2 separate regions of the Homo sapiens genome follow, and region 1 is linked to region 2. The links are chromatin loops, found by intact Hi-C in ENCODE. Cell type or tissue: heart left ventricle. All regions are shown on one strand. Links, peaks and the distances in the headings refer to the core of each region. The heading gives the core; the rest is flanking DNA.

Region 1 (15,192 bases), core at 2,563-10,562, 55 kb before region 2:
CACTGTACTTAAAATTTACAGCTGACTCAAATTGCCTCACAGAATTATTTGATGTAGAAGGCTAGTTGTCTTACTTCAGATCAGCAGGACAGTTGGGCTCTCAGACTCATGACCACTGAGTTTGCTTGTGTTGAAACTGTGGTTTCATCCAACATATGCTATTGGACATGATTATTATTCCATTCAAATGGATTACAGACTTCTTGAGGACAGGACAAACTTATCTCTCATGGTGTTTTTTTAGAATACTTTTATAACCAAGGAAGAAACCATGCCAGCTGTTACCATTCAACTTCTTAAGCAGAGATTAAGCTTTTTCATATCTGTTCTTATCCTGGACATCAGTAGTTTTTAATTGCCCAGCATCCGTTCCATCTTGTAACAACTCCCTGATGTTTCTTAAAACCACCTCTTCCTATTTTCAGTCTGTGGTTTGGACAGTCTGACCCAACCTTGAGCTTTGTGGGTGAACATGTAATTCAGACCTCATCAATCAGCAAATCCATCTGAACTGTGGAGGAGAAGCTCTCTTTACTGAGGGTGCTTTAGCTTTGTAGGATGAAAACCTCAAACTAACAGGGCCTACCATGTAGAGAATGAAGCCAGTGCAGGGGAAAGCAGAGCCAAAATATGGAGAGACTTGAATCCTGATGACAGCGTTTGTGCCCCTGGATCCAACCGTGCCTGAAGCTAGAATATCCCCTGGACTTTTCAGTTATGTGAACCAATAAATACCCTTTTTTGCTTAAGTTACTTTGAGTTGGGTTTCTGTTACTTGAAATTGAATCCACACTAATATATCTACCAACATTGAGACTTGACAGATCCAAGTATTTATTAAGCTAGAGGTCATGGTCACTGAAATTACTTTCCAAAGTGGAAGACAAAATGAAACAGGAACTGAGGGAATATTTAAGATCCCACAGAAGCGTAAAAATGACATGGTAGAAAGTAATAGAAAACCTAAATGTCTGTCATTAAAGGATAGGTTAAGGTGTGGTTCAGCCATATAGGAATATCTCGTATCTGTTAAAATGAATAAAGTACATTCATTGTGTATGGAAAAATGGCCATGATACATTAGGTGAAACAAGTTATTAATAGAAAAGTGTACAGTGTGAACTCATTTTAAAATGTGTGTGCTTATGTTTATAAATGCATAGAAAGGTCTATTCACAGCTTTCTTTGAACAGTGTAGATCACATGAAACTTTCAACTTTATACATTTCTGTATTAATATTTTACACTACCCACATTATTTTTAAACTTTATTTTAAATAAAGAATTTTTAAAATTAAATTTAGTGCTTACTGTTTGACCTTGGCAAGTTATTCAACACTGAGCCTGTTTTATCAAATGATTTAAAATGCCTACTTTTATGTTAGTAAATATTAAATATAAATCATTCATTACTCAAGTTGACAGATTGCTATACCATTGCTTGTTTGAGAAACTCAGAGCTTAGTAATTGTTCCTTAGTTTTTTAAGCATGTCTCCTTCAAGTGAGTTTATTTGGATTATCAGAATTTTGTGGTTTTAAGGTTTATCAAAGATTATTCTAGTTCTTGACTGATGTTGATCTGCTAAGACTATTGCAGTATCCACATTAGGCAGAAAGCAGGGGGAAAGTCACTTTTTTTAAAAAATCCTTGAAATATTCTGATGTCACTGCAATTAAGGTCAATAGTGACCTTTTCATTGCTAAATCCGTTACACCTGCATCTAATATGAACTTTCAGCAGCACAGGTAACTCCCACCAGCTTCTTGAAACACTTCCCTTAAGTGCTATAATACTTTTAATTTTCTTTTCAACTTGCAGACTACTCCTTTATTGTAGGTTCTTCTCCCCATCATGTAAATATAGGTATAGTGGACATCCATTGCTTTGGCTTGCCAAAAATCACTTCCCCTTTACTTTAATCATACATCCCCACTTATCCTTTAGAAAGCTGCTCCTTCCCATTCTGTGTGGTGGTAGTGGAAATGTAGATGACAGTACTCCGGCCTCATGCCCCCTGGCTGAGGTTTGAGCAATGCAAGCTCGTTCTGTCCCACAAGGACTTTGATTCTTAAGAAAGGTGACCACAAAGTGATCAGAGTTGAGTCATTCTGATCGTAGTGTTCTAAAGAAACCATTTAAAAGTTTATGAAAGGAGATCTCCAAAGTATGCTGGCTCCTATTCTCCAAGCCTGGTTGTCCAAGTTTTCCTTTGATTGTATAAACTACCACATAGCCTCCTTAAAATAAGTTTCCTTTTTGTCAGCCAAAATGGGTTTCTATTGCTGGTGACCAAATGACTGACTAATTACAGAAATGGAGGCCGGAGAGTTAAATGGTAGGCCTTTAACCCACAGGAACATATGGAGGATCTGGAATTGATTATTGTACTGAGACAGATAATGGCACCAGCTCTTGTTCTGTGTCCCTGGGAGGATAAATCTACGAGTTAAGGGTGACAAAACAGTAATGATATCATTTCTTGTCATTTGGAATCGTGCCTGTTGAGAGTAGAATTTGGAGGGCCAGGTAATTGTTGACAATAGGACAATTTAAAGTGGATAGACTGGGCACAGTGGCTCACACCTGTAATCCCAGCACTTTGGGAGACCAAGGTGGGTGGAGCACCTTAGGTCAAGGAATTCAAGACCAGCCTGGCCACATGATGAAACCCCGTCTCTACAAAAATACAAAAATTAGCCAGGCATGATGGTTAATCATGTAATCCCAGCTACTCGGGAGGCTGAGGCTGGAGAATGACTTGAACCCAGGAGGCAGAGGTTGTGGTGAGCCAAGATCGCACTGTTGCACTCTAGCCTGGGCAACAGAGCAAGACTCCATCTCAAAAAAAAAGAAAGAAAAAATTAGCTGAGCATGGTGTTGGGTACCTGTAATCCCAGCTACTTGGGAGGCTGAGGCAGGAGAATCTCTTGAACCTGGGAAGCAGTGTTTGCAGTGAGCTGAGATTGTGCCACTGCACTCCAGCCTAGGTGACAGAGTGAGATTCTGTCTCAAAAAAATAAAGTGGATAAAGCAGGCCAGGACCACTGAGTTAGAATGGTTACTTTGATTGCATTAGCTATTTTATTTTTTTTAATTTTATTTATATATATATATATACTTTGAGACAGAGTCTCGCTGCAACGCCCAGGCTGGAGTGCAATGGTGCGATCTCAGCTCACTGCAACCTCTGCCTCCTGGGTTCAAGTGGTTCTCCTGCCTCAGCCTCCCAAGTAGCTGGGATTACAGGCACACGCGATCATGCTGAACTCATTTTTGTATTTTTAGTAGAGATGTTGGCCAGGGTGGTTTTGAACTCCTGACCTCAAGTGATCCGCCCACCTCAGCCTCCCAAAGTGCCGGGATTACAGGCATGAGCTACCGCCCCTGGCCCCGGTAGCTGTCTTAAAGTGAAGGGCATCAGCTCAAACCCAGAAACTGACCTGTGGGCATAGAATAAAATACAGGCCCTTTTTGTGGCCAGGATAAATGAATCTCGGTGCTTAAATCCACACTAGTACTTGGAGATTAATTATTCAAATTGCAAAATTACAATGCTGGTTGAATTTGTAGCATTACTAACGTCTCTTTTGTGAGAGTTAAGGTATTAATCAGAAAAGAGACTGTATAGAGTGCTGATACCTGGGAAGATTCAGAAGATTTAGAGAATCCCAATCCTCGAAATATCTCAGGAATGAAGGTTTGGGTTACCCTATTAGTCAAAAATCCCTGACTGAATTAAACAAAAAAGTATAGTCAAAGAGGAAGAGATAAATAGCAGTTATAGCCCCATAACCTGTTGGAGAAGTAAGATCTGTAGCCTCTACCCCATATCTTTTAGGTTGCCTTATTTTATTTCCCCCTCTCCTCTTTATTCATTACAGTATTCTGCCCTAACATTTCCTGGCTGAAGTTTGAGCATGATGCAAGTTAATCCAATCAGATTTCTCCTCCATTGGAGCTGAGCCATTCTAGTGGTAGTGTCCCCTCACTGATGTGTATGAGTGTGTTGGTGATGGTTAAATATATCAGGAAATCCGTAAGTTGCAGATTATCAAGATGGGGTTAAGAACTAGAGAAGAATGAGCATCACCCAGAAATCTTAGGCTTATAACTAGAAATTATTTTAGGTTATCTCCCTTTAAGAGGAAGATCTCCCTTTAGGGGGGATTATGTTGAGTGAAGGTATTAAGATTGTTCATGTTGAAGAATGCATGTCCACATAGTGTACGTTTGCCTACCCAGTGTTATCTTTTTCCCCTCTGAGAATAGCACTTCACCTTTCCTTTGGGAAACTACCCATTTCCCATGCCATGTGAGCCCAGAGGATAATGTGTAAGAGGTATATGAGTTTCTGAGAGGAATGTGAGAGGTCTTCACCTGCCCAGATTCCTGACTTAATCTTTAAGTCTTCTTGCCCTGTAGACTCTGAAAAATCTCATCCATTTCCATGGCCTTGGTTTCTAACTGTATATTGATAATTTCCAGATTCCTACCTTTGGCCTTGATATGTGTCTTGAGCTCCAGATCTGAATGCCCACCTGTACCTTGATATCCACTGCTTGATTAACACAAAGATACTCTCACCCAACATAATAAACGCTGACCTCTTCATTTTTTCCTTAAAATCTGCTCTCCAGTGTTCCCTTTGTTGGTAAATGGCACCACCCTCTACTCTGTTTCTCAAACCAGAACATGAGAGTTATTCTCGAAGCTTCCCTCTCTCCCAGAGTCCCTGTTAGTCATTAAATGATCTTGGTGTTAGCATGTAAATATATACCTTAAAACTATCTCCACTTCTATCACTTTGTCCAAGGGAACATATATCTGTTGCTGTAAGTACTATAATGCCTTTCTAGTGGTTTCACTGCCTCTATTATTGTCCCACTGCAGTCTTCTCTACAGGACAGCTAGAGTAGCCCCCCAAGAGATAGGGTATCCCTGTTGCCCAGGCTGGAATGCAGTGTCAATCATAGTTTACTGCAGCCTCAAACTCTTGGCCTCAAGCATCCCTCCTGCCTCAGCCTCATGAGTAGCTGGGACTGCAGGCACGTACCACCATGCCTGGCTGGCCATTTATTTATTTATTTATTTTGTAGATACACTATCTCGCTATGTTGCCCAGGCTGGTCTTGAACTCCTGGCTTCAAGCAATCCTCCCACTTTGGCCTCCCAAACCACTAGGATTACAGGTGTGAGCCACTATGCCCAGCCTACTTAACCTTTTAATAGTTCCCCCGGCATTTCAGAATAAAATCTAAACTCTCCTGGTTTACAAGGCTCTTCAGCTTCTCATTATCTTATTCCTCAAGCTTCATCTTTTGCCACTTCAAACAGGAACAACTCAATTTTGTATATTGGAATTTCCTGTATTATTATTATTTCATTTGAAAAAAAAGTTTCCACTTTTTTTTTTTTTTTTTTTTGAACTGAAGTCTTGCTCTGTTGCCAGACAGGAGTGCAATGGCACTACCTCGGCTCACTGCAATCTTTGCCTCCCAGGTTCAAGCAATTCTCCTGCCTCAGCCTCCCGAGTAGCTGGGACTACAACTGCGTACCACCATGCCCAGCTAATTTTTTGTATCTTAGTAGAAACGGGGTTTCACCATGTTGACCAGAATGGTCTCAATCTCCTGACCTCGTGATCCATCCCCCTCGGCCTCCCAAAGTGCTGGGATTACAGGTGTGAGCCACAGTGCCTGGCTGGGTTCCACATTTTTTAAAGCAGTGGAGATGCAAGAATTCATTAAAAGAAAGACAAAATTGAAATGATTATTCAGAACAACCCAAAAGCCTATTGCTATGAATACTGTAATTTATTTTCTTCCATATTTCTTTCCATGAAATTTTTAAAAATCTAGTATTTGTAACTGATACAGAGAGCTACAGTAAGGTGCCTAGAGAGCAACCAAATCCCTACCTCACAACATTTACAAAGATAAATACCAAAAGGACTACAGATTTAAATCTTAAAATGAAACACTAGAAGAATATTTAGGAGACTATTTTTGTGATCTTATGACATGGGAGATTTTCATAAACAAAGCAGAAAACCTACAAGCCATAAAGGAAATTACAGACATATAAGACTACATGAAACAAATCTTGGTTCTGTAAAAGATGTGATAGATTGGAGAGATATTTCCAACATAAATGACAGATCCAGGACTAATGTTGCTAATACAGAGAGTTCCTACAAATTTATAAGTAAAGTAATAATCACTAGCCATTTATTTGGTGTTTGTTTCATACTTGGCATTGTTTCAGGCACTTTACAAGTGTTATTTAATTGTCACAGTTTATGAGATAGGCAATATTATTCCTGTTTTACAGCTACGGAAACAGGCTCAGAAGGATAAAATAACTTGCCCATGTCACACAATAGGTGATAGAGCTATGACTCAAACACAGGTTGTCTGTTAGTCTGTACTTTGAACCATGATGCTCTTCAACATTTCCGTAAGCATATGAAAGATAATGAGGTCAGTGAGATGTGATGTACAACAGAGCAATGAAGTACCATTTGCCACCTATCAGATGGCAGAATTTAAAAGAGCAGTAACATATAGTGCTGGCAAGAATTAGGGTAACAAAACTTTTATACATTGTTGGTGGGCATGTAGATTGTTCCAATTTTTTTAGATGATGATCTGGCAATACTGATGCAAATTTTTAAATATACACTTTTGGACCCAGCATTCCTACTTTAAAGACTCTCAAAGAACTAAAAGCACCAAGATAAAAGGACATCAGTATGAGAAATTTACTGCAACGTAACCTGTGCTAGCAAAAAAATTTAAAAAGCAATCGATCAAAGTGGAGTGGTTGAATCAGTTATAGGACAGCTATACTGTGGAGTGTTATGCAACTGTTAGAAAGAAGACCTCTATTTCTTAGCCTGTGGCATGTCCATGATGCATTAAGCAAAACAAACAAAAATTACAGAGTAATGTATATCATAATAGCCCATTGTATGGGGTGCAGGGCTGGAAGCCCTACAAATGTATCTAAATGAACATGAAAGAAAAGTGGAAGGATACACCAAATTGAGGGGTTTGGAGAAACTTGGTGCTTTATACATACTGGCATTGTTTCACTGGTTGTGGGAGCACATCCTTTTTTTTTTTTTTAAGAGACAGTTTATTTCTAAGGGAAATAATTAAATTTTTATTTATTTTTATTTTTTTTTTTTTTGAGATGGAGTCTCGCTCTGTCGCCCAGGCTGGAGTGCAGTGGCGCAATCTTGGCTCACTGCAACCTCCACCTCCCGAGTTCAAGCAATTCTCCTGCCTCAGTGTCCTAGGTAGCTGGGATTACAGGCACATGCCACCACGCCCAGCTGATTTTTTTTTTTTTCTTTTTTTTTTAGTAGAGACAGGATTTCACCATGTTGGCCAGGCTGGTCTCGAACTGCATACTTCAAATGATCCACCCTCCTCGGCCTCCCAAAGTGCTAGGATTACAGGTGTGAGCCATAAATATAATTTTTAAAGCAATTAAATTGTACCTAGACTTTTTCAAGTTAGCATATGCTAAGGGATCAAAAAAGAGGGCAACAAAGAGTAACAGTTGGTTAACTCTTTTATATCCAGGGTTGCCTTTTGTAGATGCATGGGTTCCAGGTGACTGGCCCTCAGCCTTTGAATAGGCCACTCCCTACGACAGAGAAAGGGTTGTCCACTAGGGTGCCACTTCTAACAAAGATGTGTTGTCTCCCTGTATTTGTTCTTCCCAGAGTAAACACATTTTTCAGTTTCCCTGGCAGGTGTAACCCACTAACTAAATTTTAGCCAGTGGGACCTGAGTAACTTATAGGACTTATCCTTAAAAAGGAGTGAGCCCATCTCCTTCCTTCACCCTCCTGACTAGAATGTAGGCTTCACCCCGCTGACTAGAATTCCATGACTGGAATTTGTCACTGTTGGACCATAAAGGAGAAGGCACTCTGTGCCAGTGACGATGGAGCAACAAGTTAGAAGGAGCCTAGATTCCTGATGAATGTGAAGCCACCTTACCAGGCCTGAACTGCTTATCTCTGGACCTCGTTTACAAAACTAATTTCTGTCTTCTTGACATCATTAGTATATGAGGTTTTTCTCTGCCTCACAACTGAACGTAGTCTGCCCATAAATATTTTGCTGGAAATATTTCTTAGGAACATCTGATTCCATCCGTTCTGATTTTATACTACTGAATCAACCTGCCCCTAGCTGGACTCACTAAGAGTAGATGACTGGTTGGGTCATGAACCAGCCACATATCTTTAATCATAAATTAATAGGGCTGTGCACAGTGGCTCACGCCTGTAATCCCAGCACTTTGGAAGGCCGAGGCGGGCAGATCACTTTAGGTCAGGACATCTAGACCAGCCTGGCCAACATGGTAAAATCCGTCTCTACTAAAAATACAAAAATTAAGCCAGGCGTGGTGGGTGCCTGTAATCCCAGCCACTCAGGAGGCGGAGGTTGCAGTGAGCTGAGAGCTGAGAGCGCACCATTGCACTCCAACCTGGGGAACAAGAGTGAGATCCGTCTCAAGAAAAAAATCATAAATTAATAAATTGGTCTCTTTATTAGTTCAGTGGCCCTCCTTTATGCTCTCAGAGTCTCACTGTTATGGACATCCATTGCTTTTGTCTACTCAGTATCTATCTTCACTTCTTTTGATAAGAGAATATTAGTTGCGCTCTGAGTTTCCAACCCTCCTTCACTTTCTGTCTGTTCACTACCCCTGGCTCCAGGACTGAGCATGTAACTCGGACCGACCAGAGCACTGCAGCGCCTTGGTCAGGGTAGTTGGATATGGAGTGAGTTTATTATCTAAGCCAAGCCAGTTTTACACAAATAGAGCTAATGGAGGTGGGGGAATTTCCTTTTTAATCTATTGAATTTAGAACTGTAAGGTTGCAAGACTGGCATTATTGGCAGCCCTCTTGCCACCACAAGGAGGTTGCTCATCTGAGAATGAGGCTGGTCTTGAACTCCTGACCTCAGGTGATTTGCCTGCCTCGGCTTCCCAAAGTGCTGGGATTACAGGAGTGAGCCACTGCATCCGGCCTAATTCTGCTGTTTCTGTTCCACTTCTGTTGACTCAGGAGAATGGCAAAGATGAGCCCAGGAGTCCTTAAGATTCTCAGTGTTCCACTCTTGATGTAATTGTTGATCTAGCTTCAGCCCATTTCCCTGACCTAATGACTGGGTCTTATTTCGGCTACTTTAAGACATGGAGACCTACTGGTTTGGGATGGCAACCTGGGATAAAACTGTGAGGGCTTCTGGGATATTCTAATTGTTTGGAATTACACCTAAGCAGAAAAATACCTTTTATTATTGTTGGTGTAAAGGACCAGGACTCTGACTGAAACAAACCTACGGTTTTTTTTTTTTAATAACAAGTAGCAATTGAGGGTATGGGACCTTGATCTGATGCAGTCAGTGCAGTGGTAAGCCATTTATCCCTGTGGAGTGTGCCCAGGCTCCCAGGACTGTTCACCTGCTCTGATAGAGATGACAGAGGTCATGTTTCATTTTTTCTTTTTTAATTTTTTGAGATGGAGTCTCACTCTGTCATCCAGGCTGGAGTGTAGTGGTGCAATCTCGGCTCACTGCAACCTCCGTCCCCTGGGTTCAGGCAATTCTCCTACCTCAGCCTCCCGAGTAGCTAGGATTACAGGCGTGCACCACCACACCTGGCTAATTTTTGTATTTTTAGTGGAGACAGGATTTCACTATATTGGCCAGAATGGTCTCAAATTCATGGCCTCAAGTGATCTGCCCAAGAAAGGCCATATTTCTATGAATGAGAATTGGACCTTCTTAATCCAGGCCTCCTACCACATTTGCTAACTGGCCAACTGGCATGAGTGGCATCCAAGGACCTCAGCCCATGAGAGAAAGGGAATGTGACATGTTTTTCTGTCGACAGCATTTCTGAGGGTGGTGGGGTAAATAAGAAATTGCTTTTCCTTATAAAACAAATTGAATGTGATAGCATGTGCATGTCATTGACACCAGCAGTTGTGCTGTGGTTAAAAATGGCAAGGGAATGGCTGGCTGAGCTAAGTCTTCCAGGATATTGTTGCCTTAACAGCATTATTGCTAACAATTGCCATTTGCTCAGGCAACATGGTGAAACCCCATCTCTACAAAAATATAAAAATTAGCTGGGCATGTTGGTGGGTGCCTGTAATCCCAGCTACTCGGGAGGCTGAGGCAGGAGAATCACTTAAACCCGGGAGGTGGAGATTGTACTGAGCCAAGATCGTGCCATTGCACTGCAGCCTGGGTGATAGAGCGACACTCCATCTCAAAAAAAAAGAGCAGAATCACGTTTGCCTGATTCAACACTTGGCCTCTTTGGACAAGAGTCTGATTTCTCAAGTTCAGATGATGCCTGGAACTCTTTGGAGTTGGAGAGAAGATGGTTTGGCCAGAGAAGATCAGAGGCTGTTTTAGGTCTTCTAGGATTCAGGAGACATACATAGAACATGGCTTCCATGGAGGTGGCGAGACAGGAGAACCAACGAACTCAGGCTCCAGTCATAAATATTTACTGGTATGCTCATAACACAACAATGATGGTCCTCAAAATGACATTCAACTTGCGTCCTATCCTAAGAACAAACACCTGGAGTGCACTATGAACTGATGTTTTAAATCTCTGTTTGCCTTGTGACCAGCACAATTATACTGCAGTATATTCTGTGTGTATTTTACAATATTCATTTTCCAATGTAATCACTTAAGTTATACCACAAATTTTGGAAAGTGTATGACAAATCAAGAATGAAATCAGAGTTCAGAGCAACACGTAAACATGCACATGCACACATGAGACAGCCCTGGAAACCAGCCCCAAAGACAGGACCTAGAAGAGGTCTTGATGAAAGGCAGCCTGTAGTAGAACAGGCTTCGTTGCAGGTCCTACAGAAGAACGGGGTTGAGTTATGCAGCTTCTCCCATCCCTTTCTGGCCCAAAGCAAGCCCCAACCCCAACCACTTTGAGATGCTACATTATGTTTAACTATGGGAAAACTCACAGTGATCAAAAATGAATGTGGAAAAGTTTCAAGAAACCTCGAGTCTATAATAGCAAGTATCCTTGGCTTTGGCCGAAAAGCAAATTGATACCAAGTTGTTCTTAGCACTTCGCCAAATGGATTGCTGTTTCCTTGTGCCTGGAGCACCCAAAAAGGGAATGAGGGCTGAGGCTGCTGTGTTTATAGCTCTTCGCCAAGATACCTCTCCCAGTACCCTCTTTTAAGGCAAAGAACCCTGCTCCAATAGCATTGTGTCCTGACAGCCCTGTGGACCCCTTTGATGATAACCACATACTCTTGCTTCACCTCTGTGCTTGTCCTTAGGACCTAACAGCCTAAGAAGGAGAGGCAGAACCTGCTTATTCCCTTCTTTCCTTGCCTCTCTCATTTCCTGGTCTTTCTTCCACTTGGAAAATTTGAGTCAGATTTCCATGTGTCTTCCACCTAGGCCTTACAGGAAACCACTTCCTTTTATACATCTTTGGGTGCCCTATGTGGAGGGGATCCTCACACACTCTCCCTGGCTCTGACTCCTTCCCCTTCCCCTAAACCTATAGTGTCCATATTCTACCCCTGCCTTGTGAAATTTCATAAGGAGGAAGTTGCTCAACATCTATCAAGACTCATAGAAGATAAAGGGCTGTAAGAAATTTGGAAACTTCACATTCAGATTGCTGCTAAGAACTCAGATCAAGATGTGGTATACAGGACATATACATAAATTGTTGGGTTTAGTGCAAAATGAAAATGCGGGGTCCCTTGTTCAAAAATCATTAAGAATTTCAAGAAGGTGACAATAGAGCACAAAACAAATGTGAGGCCCTTCTGGGAGCAGGGCCCTTTTAAGTATGGAGGCTTGTGTGACTCCGCAGGTTGCATGCCCAGTAATCTAGCCCTGATGGTATATTTTGCTCAAATATCCTTTGGTTAAGCATCTAAAACACACCCATACCACCCCGTCTCCCAATTCTGGACAGCATTCTGTAACATTATTACAATACATGTTAATAACTGATTAGGGCTGGGAATGGAACTAAGATCTCTGCTTTTATCCACTGTATGAGGATCCCCTCCATATAAATGATCTTCTACGCAGGCTTCTACCAAAACCTCATTCTCTGAGCCATATATCTTCTTCAACCTGGAAAACAATGGACCCATGATGGTGGATGAATAAGAACAGAGGCTTTTTAGCCACTCAACTAGGAGATGTTGATAACAGAATAGTAGCTTTCTTTTATCAAACCCTTAGCATGTGCCAGACACAACTCTGCAATTTACACACGTCATCTCATTTGACATGTTTCAGGTATGAATTTTATTCCATAGCCCTAGCGCAAGAAGTTTCCCATACCTTTATAGGTTATTTCATGCCGCCCTGAGTCTACTTGCTCACACCGCCCTACCCCCAGCCATGACTCTGTGATGACAAAAATCTAAGGCACCTCCCATGGTGGTCACCACATGGAAAAAAAGCACCTCCTTCACCTGCTATTAGACATCATGCCCAGGACGCTTCCTTCTGGTGTCCAGAGACACTGGCTCTTCCTTCAGTCCAGTCCCCCAACTGACTTCAGATATACACCTGGACACTCACCTTCTCCAGCTGTAAGGACAAGCAAGAATTAGGTCTCCTCCATGTTTTGAACATCCTCAAATCCTGTCCCCTTCTTATTTCAAATCTTTGCATGGCCCTGAAACACCGAATACTAAGGACATCTCCAGATGGGGTATGAGACAGCAATATCATCAGCCTCCTTTTGCTGGGGCTGGGCTGGAGATAAGAGCTGCTTACACCAGAGAGTGTTTTATATTTTCCTTTAATAACTTGCCAGGCAACATCAGATGAAGAAACTTTGGCTGAAAGAAGCCATTAATCTAAGGTTCTATAGCTAGGAAGTGGCAGGGCCAGGATTTGAAGCTGCCTGATCTATTCCCCAGATGTAGGCCACCTGCCACCATCATTGAGATCACCTTCAGAGAGTTCATTCAGAACTTCGCAAGCCTCACACTGGCCTACAGAATGAAAACCTCTGAGGAGAACCTTAGCTTCTGGAATTTCTATCTGGAATTCCAGCCAACCTCACAATATTAAGTGGCAGACAGGCTTAAAGGTGTTCTTACCCCCACCACTCTCCAATGATCCATGCTTCCTGGTGTTCACATCTATCTTAGTCATCTCAGGCTGCCATAACAAAATACCACAGACTGAGTGGTTTAAACAACAGAAATTAATTTCTCACACTTCTGGAGGCTGGAAATCTGAGATTAGGGTGATCAGCTGCCTTGGTTTCTGAGGGCTCTCTTTCTGGCTTATATATGGTTGCCTTCTCAATATGTCCTCATATGGCTTTACTTGGTGCATGCACATAGAGAAAGAGCTCTTCTTACAAGGTCACTAATCCTATCAGATCAGGGCCTCACCCTTGTGACCTCATTTAATATTACATCCTTAGAGGCTCATCTTCAAATATAGTCACACTGTGGGGGTGAGGGTTAGGGCTTCAATGTGAATTTTACTGAAATATTCAGTCCATAACAGTACCTTTGTGTCATCCCTTCCCTTTCAATTGACTTCCCCTTAAGGTGGGTTTTATGATTTCCTTTTAGAAAATGTTGTCTTGGCTGGGCATGGTGGCTCACGCCTGTAATCCCAGCACTTTGGGAGGCCAAGGCAGATGGATCACTTGAGGTCAGGAGTTCGAGACCAGCCTGGCCAACATGGTGAAACACTGTGTCTACTAAAATACAAAAAAAAAAAAAAATCAGCTGGGCATGGTGGTGTGTGCCAGTAGTCCCAGTTACTCAGGAGGCTGAGCCAGGAGAATTACTTGAACCCAGGAGGTGGAGGTTACAGTGATCCCAAGATCATGCCACTGCACTCCAGCCTGGCCTGGGTGGCAGAACAAGACCCTGCTTAAAAAAAAAAAAAAAAAAAAAAATAGTGTCTTGCTCTAGAAGCTCTCCTTGCTGGTTTGTTAAAGAAAGTGGACATGTTGGGAAATCCCAAATGGCAAGAAACTGTGGGTATAGATCTGAGGGTGGCTTCCAAGCAAAGGACAGCAAGAAGCTGGGGCCCTCTGTCCCACAGCTCCAAGGAACTGAATTCTGCCAACAACTTGAGTGTGCTTGGAAGTGGATTCTTCCCCATTCAAACATCCAGATGAGAACACAGCCCACCCAACATCTTGACTGTAGCCTTGTGGGTCCCTGAGCAGAGGACTCGGCTAAGCCATGCCTGGACTCCCAGCCCACAGAAACTGTGAGATAATGTGTGTTGTTTTAAGCCACTAAGTTTGTGGTAATTTGTTGTATAGCAAGGGAAAACCAATAAATTAGAAAACCCCACAGTCTTCACCCACAAGGCTGCATGGATGATTCCTCTCTTTTTTACTTCTACCCAGAAGCAACTTGTGTACTTACTGAGCATGACAAAGGGCATGTGCCAAAAGGCCTGCTTTTAAACTTTTTTAATTTCTTGATTATCAAAAGTAATAGATGTTCATTGTAGAAAATCTGGAAGCACACAAAAAGAAAATAAAAATTACCCAGAATAATTTCCTCCTGCCAACTCAGATAACCACAGATAACACATTGGCAAGTAGCCTTCACCACCTTGGTTCTATACAGGGAGGCTGGATAAAGTTACAAACAGAGAATGTTCTGTACGGACCGTTTTGTGACTTGCTCTTTCCAGTGTCAGCCCACATTTTCTGAAGAATTTGAAGCATCAGAGGGGTGAATTTGTTTCCAGCATTTTGGGCCATTGCCAGATTCCATTTTTAATGACCTCAGGTTTTTCCCAGAGTGGGCTTTGGCAAAGGAGACTCATTAAAAGGAAACTGAGGCCAGAGAGGGGAGGACATGCCAAAGGCCAGATAGCCTGTTGGCACCCAGAGAGTTCCCTCCTTCCAAATTCCTCATAACATCGTAGCTTAGCTGCTGTATTCCCAAAACCCACACAGTGCCCCAGAGCTTTACCCTTGGAATTATTATCAGAGATAAGTTCCTTAAAGCCACAGCCTCATCTCCAATCAAGGGAGTTCCTTGGAGGGACTTGGAATAGGAAGAAGCTAGAACCCTCTGAGATCTGGCCATCCACCACCCATGAGGCCCAATTCTTCCCTGGTCCCCTGAGCAACTGAAAATCAGCTC
Region 2 (15,192 bases), core at 2,394-10,393:
TAATCCCAGCACTTTGGGAGGCCAAGGCGGGTGGATCACCTGAGGTCAGGAGTTCAAGACCAGCCTGGCCAACATGGAAAAACCCCCGTCTCAACTAAAAATACAAAAAGTAGCCAGGCATAGTGGCGGGCGCCTATAATCCCAGCTATTTGGGAGGCTGAGGCAGGAGAATTGCTTGATCCTGGGAGGCGGAGATTGCAGTGAGCCGAGATTGCACCATTGCACTCTAGCCTGGGCGACAGAGCAAGACTTCGTCTCAAGAAAAAAAAAAACACCAGAATTTCTGCCTACACAATTACATACCCCTGACCTGGTTGTATGCTTACTCACTTACATATTTATATATTCACCTGTTTGTACGTTTCCCTGCTTACTTGCTGCATGCTTACCTCCTTACATGTGTCCCTTTTACATCAGTCTCACATAGTAACACAATTACATGCTTACTTGTTTATCTGGTTATCCTGTTGCATGCTTGCTTAGTTCCTTACATAGTCACACACTTACTGTTTACACGTACTGACATAATCACACACTATATGATTACAAGTTTACACAATGACATGCTTACCCACTTATACAGCTCCAGATCTGCCAGGGCCCAACTGCAAAGACACCAATGGGGAAATGCAAGGGGGTTGGATTTCAGAGAAGGCAGGCTCCTAGTTAGCAATCAGGCCCACTCTCATCCCTGGCACCTGACTCACACCAGCCTTTTCTTGAAAGAGCCCCGTCTATTGGCCAGGCCCGGTGGCTCACGCCTGTAATCCCAGCACTTTGGGAGGCCGAGGCGGGCAGATCACGAGATCACGAGGTCAGGAGATCAAGACCATCCTGGCTAACATGGTGAAACCCCATCTCTACTAAAAATACAAAAAATTAGCTAGGCGTGGTGGCAGGTGCCTGTAGTCCCAGCTATTCAGGAGACTGAGGCAGCAGAATGGCGTGAACCCGGGAGCAGAGCTTGCAGTGAGCCGAGATTGCAGCACTGCACTCCAGCCTGGGTGACAGAGTGAGACTCCGTCTCAAAAAAAAAAAAGCCCCTGTCCACACCTCATATATATATATATATATTTTTTTTTTTTTTTTTGAGATGGAGTCTCGCTCTATCGCCCAGGCTGGAATGCAGTGGCGCAATCTCGGCTCACTGCAAGCTCCACCTCCCAGGTTCATGCCAGTCTCCTGCCTCAGCCTCCCGAGCAGCTGGGAGCCTGTAGGCACCCACCACCATGCCCGGCTAATATTTTGTATTTTTAGTAGAGATGGGGTTTCGCCGTGTTAGCCAGGATGGTCTCGATCTCCTGACCTCGTGATCCACCCACCTCAGCCTCCCAAAGTATTGGGATTACAGGCGTGAGCCACCGCACCCGGCCTTTTTTTTTTTTTTTTTTTTTTTACCTTTTTTTTTCTTTTTTCTTTTTTTGAGACGAGGCCTTGTTGTGTCGCCCAGGCTGGAGTTCAGCGGTGCAATCTTGGCTTACTGCAACCTCCGCCTCCCAGGTTCAAGCGATTCTCCTGCCTTAGCCTCCTGAGTAGCTGGGATTACAGGTGTGTGCCACCACCACACTCAGCTAATTTTTTTTTTTTTTTCTTTTTTTTGAGACAGAGTCTTGCTCTGTCACCCAGGCTGGAGTGCAGTGGCATGATCTCGGCTCACTGCAACCTCTGCCTCCCAGGTTTAAGCAATTCTGTGCCTCAGCCTCCCGAGTAGCTGGGATTACAGGCACATGCCACCACTCCTGGCTAATTTTTTAAATTTTTAGTAGGGATGGGATTTCACCATCTTGGCCTCAGGTGATCCACCCGCCTCGGCCTCCCAAAGTGCTGGGATTACAGGTATGAACCACCACACCCGGCCCTTCTGCCTTTATCTTCTGTCCCCAAGTTCTGGCACGCAAAAGAAAAAGACCCTCAGTGAATGCTTTTCAGGTGGAATAAGACTTGGCAAGACATTTCTACATCACTGAACACTAAACAAGTAGCTTAAAAGCCAATGAGCACTATTCTGAAAGTGAGGTCCCTCTATCTGCATTAGAATCATTACAGTGTTGGTTAAATACAGACTCCTGCAGGAGTTCGAGCCAGCCTGACCAATATGGCAAAACCCTGTCTCTACTAAAAATACAAAAATTAGCTGGGCGTGGTACCACACGCCTGTAATCCCAGCTACTCAGGAGGCTGAGGCAGGAGAATCACTTGAACCTGGGAAGCAGAGGTTGCAGTGAGTCGAGATCACGCCACTGCACTCCAGCCTGGGCAACAGAGCGAGGCTCCATCTCAAAAAAAAAAAACAAAACATACAAACTCCTGGGCCCTAGCACCACTGGGGATAGGACCTGAGAGTCAACAATCTAACAGCTTACTTAGAGTCACTTGCCTAGAGTCATGCGAGGCAATTTCTGCTGCTCCCTTTTCTCCATGTGATGGGTTCTTGTTCATCCTTCGAGGTGAACTCCAATATCACCTCCACCACAAAGCACTCCTTGACTGACCTCAGACAGAACTAATTGCCTTATCCTCTCTGGGCTCACAGGTGAACTATGTTATTCACATTTGTGTCCTTGGCACCTAGCCCAGGAGTTAGCACATAATAGATGCTTATGTTTAAAAATAAAATTCCAGGCCAAGTGTGGTGGGTCACACCTCTAATCCCAACACTTTGGGAGGTTGAGGTGGGAGGATCGCTAGAGCCTAGGAGTTTGAGACCAGCCTAAGCAACATAGTAAGACCCTGTTTCTACAAAAAAATAAAAAATTAGCCAGGTTTGGAGGCGTGAACCTGTAATCCCAACTACTCGGGAGGCTGAAGCAGGAGGATCACTTGAGCCTCGGAGGTTGAGGCTGCAGTGAGCTATGATGGTGCCACTGCAAGTCCTTGTCTCAAAAAATAAATAAATAAAAATAAATAAATAAAATTCAACCTCCCATCTCTGGTCCATGAAGCCCTCAGTTAATCTGATCCTCCCCTTCCTACCTTTCTTCCACACCGCCCAATTCACCTCTTCCTACTCTGCTTCTCGTTATCCATGCTCCTACCACAGTGGCCTTCATTCTGTTCCTTAAACTAGCCAAGCTACATCCAGCTTCTCAGGCTTTGCTGCCTGAAGAAAGTGAAGGGGCCCCCCAGTGACACCCTTTCTCATCATCCCATTTTATTTTTATCACATGTGTATCATTATCTAATAATTTCTTTTTTTTTTCCCCAATGTATTTATGTTCTGTTTCTCCTCAGGGAACATAGGCTGACTGATGAGACGAGAGATCTTTATGAGTCTAGCTCAGTGTTTCTTAAGCAGGTTTGATCTTTACCCCCAGGGGGCATTTGGCAGTGTCTGGAGACACTTCGGGCTGACACACCCGGGCACTGCTACTGGCATCTAGCGAGTAGAGACCAGAAATGCCACGAAACATCCTGCAATGCACAGAACACCACAAAGAATTATCCAGCCTTGAATAACAACAGTGCCACAGTGAAAGTAACCCTGGTCTAGATCGTCTCTGATGCCCCAGCGCCTGGACCGGCGCCTAGCAAATCGTACGTGGCTCAAGCTCAAACATTTTTGCTGCATGAACGAATGAAATGTTTGAATTACGTGTTGGATTTAATTTTAAAGCTGGAAAGGTCCTTAGAGAGCAATTAAACCACAAGTTTTTATATTCTGCTTCTGGAAGCCTCAGGCGATGGGGCAGAGTTTCAAGAATTCCGCTTGCCAGGAAGAATTTTTAGCTCAACGCTCAAGATGTAAACTTTAGGACTATGGTCTGTTTTATATATTGAGGTCCCAGCAAAATTGTCTGACAAGTTCTACCGCTTAAACAAACCGGACAAACTGTTGTTCCAGACCAGCCCCTTCATTGCACTGAGCTGAAAGGAAGCTCCCAGAGGAGTTGGGGGTTCCGCAATGTCACACAGAAAGCCAGGTTCAGGTCTCCTTGAGCGTCCAGCTGGCCTTGGTCACAGACTTGCCATGGCTCTGTGATTCACCAAAGACACAATTTAGGAGCAAGACAATGTGGTATAGCAGTTACTAGCCCAGCTTCAGAGCAAGACAGGGTGGGTTTTCATCCTGGATCTGCCTACAACCAGCTGTGTGGCCTTGGATGTTTACTAACCCTCTCTGAGCCTGTTTCCCCTGAGGATCTGTGAGATGGAGATAATAATAGTACCCTCTTCATAGGGTTGTGATGCAGATTTAAAAAGTTAGTTGGCCAGGTGCCATGGCTCACACCTGTAATCCTGGTGCTTTGGGAGGCTCAGACAGGAGGTTCACTGGAGCCCAGGAGTTGGAGGCTGCAGTGAGCCATGATCGTGTGACTGCACCCCAACCTGGGTGACACAAGACCCTGTCTCTAAAAATAATAATAATAATAAGACCAGGCGCAATGGCTCATGCCTGTAATCCTAACACTTTGGGAGGCCGAGGTGGGCAGATCACCTGAAGCCAGAAGTTCGAGACCAGCCTGGTCAACATGGTGAAACCCCATCTCTACTAAAAATACAAAATTAGCCAGGCGTGGTGGCACATTCCTCTAATCCCAGCTACTCGGGAGGCTGAGGCAGGAGAATTGCTTAGACCCAGGAGGTGAAGGTTGCAGTGAGCTGAGATCGTGCCACTGCACTCCAGCCTTAGTGACAGAGCGAGACTCTGTCTCAAAAATAATAATAATAATAAATTAAAATTAAAAAATAAAATTAGAGTATGTGAATAATGTTTGGAACAGTGTTGAGAGCATAGTAAGTGCTATATGTAGGGTGACAAATTCATCCCAATTTGCCTGGGTCCTTCCCGGTTTTAGCACAGAAAGTCCTGCATCCCAGGAAGCCCCTCAGTCACATAAAGCAGGACAGTTTGTCATTCTAGCTATATGTGTATGTTTGATGTGTGTTTTTTAAGAGATGGGATCTTGCTCTGTGGCCCAGGCTGGAGTACAGTGCCTCAGTCATAGCTTACTGTAGCCTCAAACTCCTGGGCTCAAGCAATCCTTCCACTTCAGCCTCCCAAGTAGCTGGGACTATAGGTACCATGCCCAGCTAGTTTTTTTAGAGAGAGATGAGGTCTCGCTATGTTGCCCAGGCTGGTCTCAAACCCCTGGCCTCAAGCGATCCTCCTGCCTCACCCTCCGAAAGTGCTGGAATGCTATGCGTTGAGCCACCACACCAGGCCTGATATTTTAAACAAAACTGTCTACATTACTGATCAGTAAATGTCTCTATTAATGTTCAGTTTGATTTTTCATTACTTGGTACTTTTCATGAAGGAAGGATTACTGACCAATTAATCACACAGATGAGAGAGCAGGGAATATCTTTAACCTACTTTCTAATAATGAAGTTGGTCATTTTCTATCCATTCGTGCAAGGAGACACACAGCACCTCTATTTGGAAAACACTTTCTTAGCAGTTGGTTTGTTACTAGATTGCCTCAAACAAGAGAACTCTTGTTTCTTTTTTCAAAAAGTCTACTTTTCAAACAGTTGCCAACTTCAGATGGAATTTTCCTCAGTAAGATTGAATCTTAGGCTTGAAAGAAGTTTAGAAAATGTCTAATCCAACCATGACATTTCCCAGATGGGACAAGTGAGGCCCAGAGAAGGCTACTAATTTTCCTGGAGTTACACAGCAGCAAAAGATGGTTCTAAGACTCAGGGCCAGGGTTTGAACTCCTGGGCCAGGGCTTTTTCAGGGGTTCTCAAACTGTGTTCCACACCCAATGGCAGGTTTCCTAGAGAAGTGGTTAGTGAGGGAACAAGAGGGAAGCTACATCACTGGGCAACCTCTACCCCTCCTCCTTCCATCCCGTAAGCTCCACTTTGACCATTTTGTACATTGACCTTCAACTTAAGGACCCTCTGCAACAGGGTTCATCTCTGGAAAAACTCTTTTTGAAAGCCACTCAGTTATATTGTAGGATTTACACATTTTCCTCCCTGGAAAACTTTTGTTCCCATGGAGAAAACTTAACTTTTTCTTTGAACCACATTCTCCCCCTCTCTAATGGATTTTTACATATTTGGAAAAACAGAGGCATGCATGGGCCTTTTACAAGCCAGCAGTTAAACTGAAAGGCTCGTTCACTTGCAGGAGAGCTGGGTGACTCAGGGCGTCAGTAACAACTGGCCCAGATGTGAAATCTCATGCTCATTGCTTAGAAAAATGTTTAGAAAAATGCTGCTGTTTGGGATCACCGGACGGAAGCTGCAGTGAGGGCCCAGGAGAGCCCCAAGGTCGACAGTTCCGAGGGAACAGGATGGAGGGGGGCGAAGGGTGGTGAGACCGTCCAGAACTCAAGGCTAAGCAGTGCAGGGGGCTGATGGTAAGATACGCCTTTCCCCCAGATGTCTCATTTTAAGCTGAAACAGACAAGATCCAAAGCCAGGAAAATATCCGGGATGGACCCCCAAAGTGGGAGAAAGACAAGAAACACAACAAAGCCAAGTGCGCAGCCTTTGTCCATAGGGATCCTGGGCTCTGCATGGAGTGAGTCTAGGCTTAAAGGAAGGGCCAGGAGGCAGAAGCTGATTCCCCAAAGCAGAAGGGTGAAAGCCTGGACTTGATACTTGATGGAACTGGATTTGAATCCCAATTCAGCAACTCACAAGCTGTGTAACCGTGGGCAAGTTATCCAACCTCTCTGAGCATCCTTTTCTCATTAGCAAAATGTAGACTGTCGTGATGCCTACCTTATAGGGTAGTGAAGGGTTAGAAAATAGAACAGTACTGCGCCTTACAGTGCACCTGTGCCAAGGAAATAGTTGTAGCCACTAATTATTTATTTATTTATTTATTTATTTTTCTTTTTTTTGAGACAGGGTCTCACTCTGTCACCCAGGCTAGAGCACAGTGGTGCCATCACAGCTCACTGCAGCTTCAAACTCCTGGGCTCAAATGATCCTCCCACCTCAGCCTCCTGAGTACCTAGGACAACAGGTGCACCACCATACCCCGCTAATTTTTATTTTTTGTAGAGATGGGAGGGGGTGGGTCTCACTATGTTGCCCAGGCTGGTCTTGAACTCATGGTCTCAAGCAATCTTCCCACTTCACCTCCCAGAGGGTTGAGATTACAAGTGTGATCTACCACGCCCAACCTTCTAGCCATTATTTATTAAGGACCTACTAGGTTCCTAACTGTGTTCACCTGAGCCTGAGTTCCTCCCCACAGGCCTGCTCAGCCTCTGTTTACCAGAGATTCTCCCTGATGCTGAGGGATGTTTAAAGTAGGGCTGACACAATTCTTATGTGGAGCCAAAATAGATTTGGGTCAGAGGACACCCTGGGACACTTGGTCTTTTGACATAGGTGGCTGTGTTTGGCCAGCTGCCAGCACACAGTAGGGGGCTCAAGAAATATGAATGAGTGACTCCATGGAATAAAAGTTAAAGACTGAATGTTGATGAATGTCTCCTTCCGGATGGTGAAAAAAAAAAAACTTCAAGAATTCTTGAACATAATGTTGAAATAAGCCAGATACAAGAGAATTTTCTATGTGGTGGCATTTGTATAAAGTTCTAGGACAGACAAGATGAATCTATGGTGAGAGGAGCCAGAACAGTGGTTGGCTAGGGGCTGGAAAGAACAGAAAAAGTTGTTCCTTGTCTGCCCAATATTTGTTCCCTGCTCTCTTGCCACTAGTGTAGCCACTTCATAAAGTTCTGGTCAAGGAGATGTACGTGGAACTGTTGGGTGACCGTTGGAGAAAGCCTCTTATAAGGGCTGGTTCATACTATTTGCCCCCTTGGTCTTATCTTCTTCCATCCTGCTCTCTGAATATAGATGTGATGGCTGGATCCCTGGCTGCTGCATTGGATCATGAGGACTAGGGCCATAGCCTAAGGTTGGAAGAGCTAGGAACTAGCTCCCTAACAACTCCATGAAGCTATCATACCAGCCCTGAACAGCTCACTGCTCAGCTCTGGACTTCCTTTATATGAGAGAGAGAAATGAATGTCTCTCTTGGGTGAGCCACTACATTAGGCTGGGTTTTGTTTTGTTTTTACATTATTATAAAGGAATAACTGAGACTGGGTAATTTATAAAGAAAAGAGGTTTAATCGGCTCACAGTTCTGCAGGCTGTACAGCATGGCACCAACATCTGCTTAGCTTCTGGTGAGGTCTCAGGAACTTACAATGATGGCAGAAAGCAAAGTGAGAGCAGGCATGCCACATGGCAAGAGAGTGAGCAAAAGAGATGGGGGAGGAAGTGCCACACACTTTTAAGCAAGCAGATCTCACATGAACTCATCACCAAGGGGTTGGGACTAAGCCATGCCAAACAGCACCTCCCACCAGGCCCCACCTCCAACACTGGGGATTACACTTTTTTTTTTTTTTTTTGAGATGGAGTCTCGCTCCGTGGCTCAGGCTGCAGTGCAGTGGCTTGATCTTGGCTCACCGCAACCTCTGCCTCCCGTGTTCAAGCAATTCTCCTGCCTCAGCCTCCTGAGTAGCTGGGATTACAGGCATGTGCCACCACACCTGGCTAATTTTTTTCTTTTTTTTTCTTTTTTTTTTTTTTTAGACGGAGTTTCGCTCTTGTTGCCCAGGCTGGGGTGCAATGGCACGATCTCGGCTTACCGCAACCTCCGCCTCCTGGGTTCAAGTGATTCTCCTGTCTCAGCCTCCCGAGTAGCTGGGATTACAGGTGTGTGCCACCATGCCTGGCTAATTTTGTGTGTGTGTGTGTGTGTGTGTGTGTGTGTGTGTGTTTTAGTAGAGATGAGGTTTCTCCATGTTGGCCAGGCTGGTTTCGAACTCCTGACCTCAGGTCATCCACCTGCCTCGGCCTTCCAAAGTGTTGAGATTACAGGCATGAGCCACTGCTCCCTGCACTTTTTTTTTCTTTTTTTGTATTTTTAATACAGACAGGGTTTCACCATGTTGGCCAGGATGGTCTTGAACTCCTGACCTCAAGGGGGAACTCCTGCCCCTCAAGGGGGAGACCCACCTCGGCCTCCCAAAGTACTGGGATTATAGGCGTGAGCCACCGCGCCCAGCCACTATTCCATTTATGTCAAATTTCTTGGTGGGGTGCGGTGGCTCACGCCTATAATCCCAGCACTTTCAGAGGCCAAGGCAGCGGATCACCTGAGGTCAAGAGTTCAAGGCCAGCCTGGCCAACATGGTGAAACTCTGTCTCTATTAAAAATACAAAAATTAGTCAGGCGTGATGGCGGGCACTGTAATCCCAGCTACTCAGGAGGCTGAGGCAGGAGAATCGCTTAAACCCAGGAGGCGGAAGCTGCAGTGAGCTGAGATCATGCCATTGCTCTCCAGCCTGGGTGGCAAGAGCTAAACTCCATCTCAAAAAAAAAAAAAAAGTCCAGAAAAGGCAAATCCATATAGACAGAAAGTAGATTGGGGTGCCTGGGGCTGGGGTGGGAGTGGGAATTGACTCGAAAATGGTCATTTGTTAGGGGGTTGGAAATGCTCTGAATGTCCTAAAACTCGATGGTGGTAGTGGTTGCACAACTTTATACACTTACTAAAAAAAATCACTGAACCATGTACTCACAATGAGTGAACTACATATTATATTAATGATGCCTCAGTGAAACAGTTTTTTTGTTGTTGTTGTTGTTGTTATTGTTTTTTGAGATGGGTTCTCACTCTCTCACCCAGGTGGTAATGCAGTGGCAGTATCTAGGCCCATTGCAACCTCCACTTCCCAGGCTCAATTGAACCTCCCACCTCAGCCTCCCGAGTAACTGGGACCACACGTGTGCGCCACCACACCCGGCTAATTTTTGTATTTTTTGCAGTGACAGGGTTTCACCATGTTGCCCAGGCTTGTCTGGAACTCCTGAGCTCAGGCGATCCACCCACCTAGGCCTCCCAAAGTGCTGGGATTACAAGCGTGAGCCTCTGTGCCCAGCCAAAACAGTTTTGTAAAAAGGAGATTGAGACTCTATGTGGTGGCTCACGCCTATAATCCCCGCACTTTGAGAGGCTGAGGCGGGCAGATCACTTGAGATCAGGAGTTTGAGACCAGCCTGGCCAACATGGTGAAACCCCCATCTCTACTAAAAAATACAAAAATTAGCTGGGCGTGGTGGCACCTGCCTGTAATCTTAGCTACTTGGGAGAGTGAGGCAGGAGAATCGCTTGAACCCAGGAGGTGGAGGGTGCAGTGAGCTGAGTCCGTGTCGCTGCACTCCAGCCTGCGTGACAAAGAAAGACTCCATCCCAGAAGAAAAAAAAAGTAAAAAAAGAGATTGATGTGGGAAAAAGAATAAGACGTTAAGTGAAAAAAAGTAGAATGCCAAACAAAATATACCGTAATTCCTTTTTATGTAAAAAATAAAAACCTCCATAGGAACATGAGTACATATATCAATAAATGCAGAGAAACCTGTCTTGAAAGCTCTACCCCATACTTTTGGGAAAGGGAGCAGGAAGGGGTGGCTGGAAAGGGGGACTTCTACTTTACCGTGTAAGTTAATTCTTTGGGTAATTTTTTTAATTTAAAAAAAAAAAATCAAGCCCGAAAAAAGAAAAAGAGGCTGGGTGCCGTGGCTCATGCCTGTAATCCCAATACTCTGGAGGCCAAGATGGACAGATCACTGGAGTCCAGGAGTTCAAGACCAGCCGGGACAACATGGTGAAACCTTGTCTCTTAAAAAATAATAATAATAAAATTAAGAAAAGAAAAAAATGCAAAAGATAGCAGTAGAGACTCCATCCCCCAGCACCTTCTTTTGTAATTATTGAGCCCACGGATTTAGGGAATTGGTATTTTTAAGAAGTAAAAACGTGTGGCTGCGTCTAGACTTAGGAAGTACTTACGGAATGATCTAGTCCAGTATATTTACTCTGCAGGTGAGGAGACTGAGGCCCAGGGAGGAACTGGAGCCTGTTCAACGCCAGAGCTCATTGGGCCTGGGCTGAAGTCCAGGTCTTAGATGAAGCTCCCAGCTCTGCCCCCGCACTGCACTCTGCACAAATTGTTTCGTGTCTCCAGGAAAGGGGAGTTTATAAATTTGGCCACATTTTGGAACAACAGAGCCATAAATGGACACGACCGAGGGAGGCTGGGAGGTACCTGACCTTTGAGGCTGGGGGCGGGGATGGGAAGAGAGGACAGGGCGGGCAGGCTCAGCCACAGCCCAGATTCCTGCATCCAGGGGAAAATAACATGGAGAAAGGAGCCAGTCCAGCGGGAGGCCGAAGTGGAGCTGGTGAATGTGGAGGGCCAGGCCAACCAGGTTCAAACACCAGCCTCCGCCCCCTCCCCCACCACCTACAGACTTTGGGCAAGTGCCTTCACCTCTCTGAGCCTCAGTGGTCACCAAACCTAGTGAATAGCAACGACATCTGGCAAGTGTGTGAAAATGGCAGATGGCCAGGCCCCGACTCCAACTTACGGTGAATCAGACTCTTCTAGGATGGGGTTTGGATACTCTGATGTAGCTAGAGAACTGGAGTTCAGGAATCAGTGACATTCAGGCACTTCAAACAGGCTTTGCAAATCATTATTATTTTATAATTATTATTATTTTTGAGACGGAGTCTTGCTCTGTCCCCCAGGCTGGAGTGAGGGGCACAATCTCGGCTCACTGCAACCTCCACCTCCCAGGTTCAAGTGATTCTCCTACCTCAGCCTCCCAAGTAGCTGGGACTACAGGGACACACCACCACGCCCAGCCAATTTTTGTATTTTTAGTAGAGACAGGGTTTCACTGTGTTGCCCAGGCTGGTCTTGAACTCCTGAACTCAGGTGATCCACCTGCCTCGACCTCCCAAAGTACTAAGATTACAGGTGTAAGCCACCGTGCGTGGCAGCCGGTTTTTTTTTTTGAAACAGGGTCTCGCTTTGTCACCCAGGCTGGAGTGCAGTGGCTCAATCACACCTCTTTACAGCCTCAACCTCCCAGGCTCAAGTGGTCATCCTGCCTCAGTCTCCCCAGTAGTTAGGACTACAGGCACGCACCACCATGCCTGGCTAATTTTTTTTTTTTTTAATTAGCGACTCCATCTCACTATGTTCTCCAGGCTGATCTTGAACTCCTGAGCTCAAGCGATCCTCCCGCCTCAGCCTCCCAAAATGTTAGGATTACAGGCATGAGTCACCACACCCAGCACCAAAATCATTATTTTGATTAGACTCTGTTCCCTATAGATGGAAATCCAGGCTTCATAGCCTGGCATTCGGGACGTCACAGCAACCTCTTAAACAGAGCCATAAACTTCATACACTACCTGACCATCCCTCATCCCTCAGTTCCTTCAACAAGCACATGGAGAGTGCCCTCTCTGCAGCCCCAGATAAAATCGGGTCTCTGCCCTCCCTGGGGGTTCTAAGTGGGAATAAATTAAATTCCACACCCCAAGGTTCTCTTGTTTTTCCAAACACTTTCTTGCTCACACCTCTGAACCCTACTTTAATGGGGGGAAACCCACCAACAATCTCCTCCCACCTAAAGCTTTCCTGGTTCTCTGCACCCCCGGCTGAATCCCCATTTACCATGGGGTCTACCCTTCTCATGAATGAATGAGTGAGTGAGTGAATGAACGAATCCCAACTAATTTGCCTCTGATCCCTAGCACTGTTTGTGGCCAATAATGTTTGTTGAAATACAATGGAATATGGATTTTCTAAGCCAGTTTTCATCTGAATGCAACAACCACTGAGAAACATTGCCAGTCAACCAACATTTATTGAGTAGCTACTACGTGCCTGGCACGTGGAAACAAAGCAGATCATTCCAGATATAGTAAGAGTTACAAGTGCTATGGGAGGGAGAGAGACTGAGAGGTGCTATTTCATATGGAATGGTCAGGGAAGCCCCTTGGAGGAGGTGGCATTTGAGCTGGAGACTTGAAGACTGAGACAGGCAGCCTGCAGAGCCCTAGAATGGTGACTTGATGTGGGTTTGAGCAGAGCTTTCTGACTTCTGGGTGGTGAATGGAGGTGGGGTGGGGGCAGTGGCCGGAGCCAAGTGACATGATGAACAGTGGTGTGGAGAAGTGGGGCCCAGCCACATGAAGAAAGACACCACAGGGGGGCTCTGCTGCTAGGGTGGGATCACTGGCCTTCTTCCAAGCTTTAGGCTATTTGATTCTCTGAGCTTTATCTGTGTTTTAAACACACACACAGAAGCAAGTAAAGAAAACAACCCCCCCTCCCCCGGCCCCAGAGCCTCAGAAGTTGGCTAAAGCCCACAGGGTTGTTTGTTTGTTTTGTAAAAAATATGTTTTCCACTGAATCTTCAGTTTTTTGTTTCAGCAGCTGGCATCCACCCAAGGGAACAAGTTAGCTGGGACAAACAGGGCTTCCGTCCCTCTGTCATTGTCCTCTGGATCACAGCTCGTGGCTGCTAAGAGGGTCATTTCCTGTGGCCGAGAGGCAGGGCTGAGAAGGTGAAGTGTGGGGGCCAGGCCTTCCCACGGATGCAGCTGGGTCAGCTGCATTTCCCCAGAGGACACTGCTCCAGGGGAGGGGGTGGGGCAGGAGAAAGGCAGCCCCTGAGGTCAGGCTTGCAGCTCTGGCCCAGCAGTTCAATATTAAATCAGTTACTTGAGGTTTCACAACACCAAGGAGCAAGGCTCCCAGGCTAGTCCTCAAGAAGAGCCTATTGCACTGATGTTGGAAAGTCATTTGTTTTGTTTGTTTGTTTGTTTGTTTGTTTTGAGACAGAGTCTCCCTCTGTCGCCCAAGCTGGAGTACAGTTGCACGATCTCGGCTCGCTGTGTGATCACTTGAACCCCCTCTGCCTCCCGTTTCATGCGATTCTCATAGCCTTAGCCTCCCAAGTAGCTGGAATTACAGGTTTGCACTACCATGCCCAGCTAAATTTTTGTACTTTTAGTAGAGACAGGGTTTCGCCATGTTGGCCAGGCCGATCCTGAACTCCCAGTTTAGGTGATCTCCCCGTCTCGGCCTCCCAAAGTGCTGGGATTACAGGTGTGAGCCACAGCACCTGACCTGGAAAGTCATTTGTGTAGGATGAGAGGTACCCAGCCCATACACAAGATGGTCGGGGCACATGATTTGAAAACCCATCAAATTCAGGCCACATGACCTGAGAATGAGGTGAGACTGAGCTGTGTCTGGAAGACAGAAAAGCCCTTCTGCCACTATAGACCAGAGCAGGGGGCTCCAGGCATGGGAACCACTGAATTCCATGTCTCTGCAAGCCACATGTATGCCCAAATTCTGTTGAATTTCTAGGCTCAGCCCCTCCTGGTTATAATCTGGTTTCTCAAACTGGCTCTCTGTCCCCAGAAAGAGGAAGAAGGGTGCCAGGGCAGTGTCCAGCCCATATCCATCTAACTCCTCACACACTGATATGGTTTGGCTGTGTCCCCGCCCAAATCTCAACTTGAATTGTATCTCCCAGAATTCCCATGTGTTGTGGGAGGGACCCAGGGGGAGGTAATTGAATCATGGGGGCCGGTCTTTCCCATGCTATTCTCGTGATAGTGAATAAGTCTCATGAGATCTGATGGGTTTATCAGGGGTTTCTGCTTTTGCTTCTTCCTCATCCCTCTTGCCGCCACCATGTATGAAGTGCCTTTTGCCTTCCGCCATGATTGTGAGGCCTCCCCAGCCATGTGGAACTGTAAGTCCAATTAAACCTCTTTTTATTCCCAGTCTTGGTATGTCTTTATCAGCAGCGTGAAAACAGACTAATACACACACCTATGAGTTTTACATCAAGATCATGTGCCTTCCTCTCAGGCCATTCAGCTTTGTTCATAACCTCCAGTCACCATGGCCCACTTCAGACTCCTCCTTCCTGCTTCAGGGCCTTTGCCCATGACTTCCTCTGCTGGATCTCAAGTCAAAGTGCTCAAGACACCCTAAACTTTTCCTCTCAGAGCTAACTCCCAACTGACAATAGTGATTTGTGTAGTCATTCACATGATGTTTTCTTCCTCCAAAGCACCATTGAAGACATTCCAAAAAGCGAGACAGGCACAGTGGCTCACACTTATAATCACAGCTATTTGGAAGGCCAAGGCAGGAGGATTGCTGGAGCACAGGAGTTCGAGACCAGCCTAAGAAACATAGTGGGACCTTGTCTCTACAAAAAAAATAAAGAATAAAAAAATTAGCCAGGTGTGGTGGTGTATACCTGTTGTCCTAGCTACTCAAGAGGCTGAGGCTGGAGGATTGCTTGAACCTGGGATGATCACTTGAGCCCAGGAGGTGAAGGCTGCAGTGAGCCATGATCACGCCACTGCACTCCAGC

The links. Hi-C counts contacts between places; a loop is a spot of excess contacts. Peaks named below come from ENCODE experiments on the same cell type or tissue, not always from the same donor. Only the 100,000 strongest peaks of a DNase experiment are listed, where the experiment ranks them.
Region 1: it touches region 2 in a loop (1.9-fold over the local background); 19 of 110 quality-filtered maps call a loop at or near these places.

The regions. Positions count from the first base shown.
Region 1 is chr22:30,978,097-30,993,288 of GRCh38, forward strand. It overlaps TUG1 (taurine up-regulated 1), which reads left to right. Exons shown (of 3, transcript NM_001396518.1): 3 at 1-1,299. Among named protein-coding and RNA genes, the nearest start is that of TUG1, 16 kb to the left of the region's middle. In heart left ventricle, for the core only: no CTCF peak of the experiment used is centred there; no DNase peak of the experiment used is centred there.
Region 2 is chr22:31,033,428-31,048,619 of GRCh38, forward strand. No RefSeq gene overlaps it. Among named protein-coding and RNA genes, the nearest start is that of SMTN, 40 kb to the right of the region's middle. RefSeq lists enhancers at 10,519-11,089, 11,090-11,659. In heart left ventricle, for the core only: no CTCF peak of the experiment used is centred there; a DNase peak (open chromatin) is centred at 6,213; H3K4me3 peaks cover 450 bases; H3K27ac peaks cover 3,416 bases.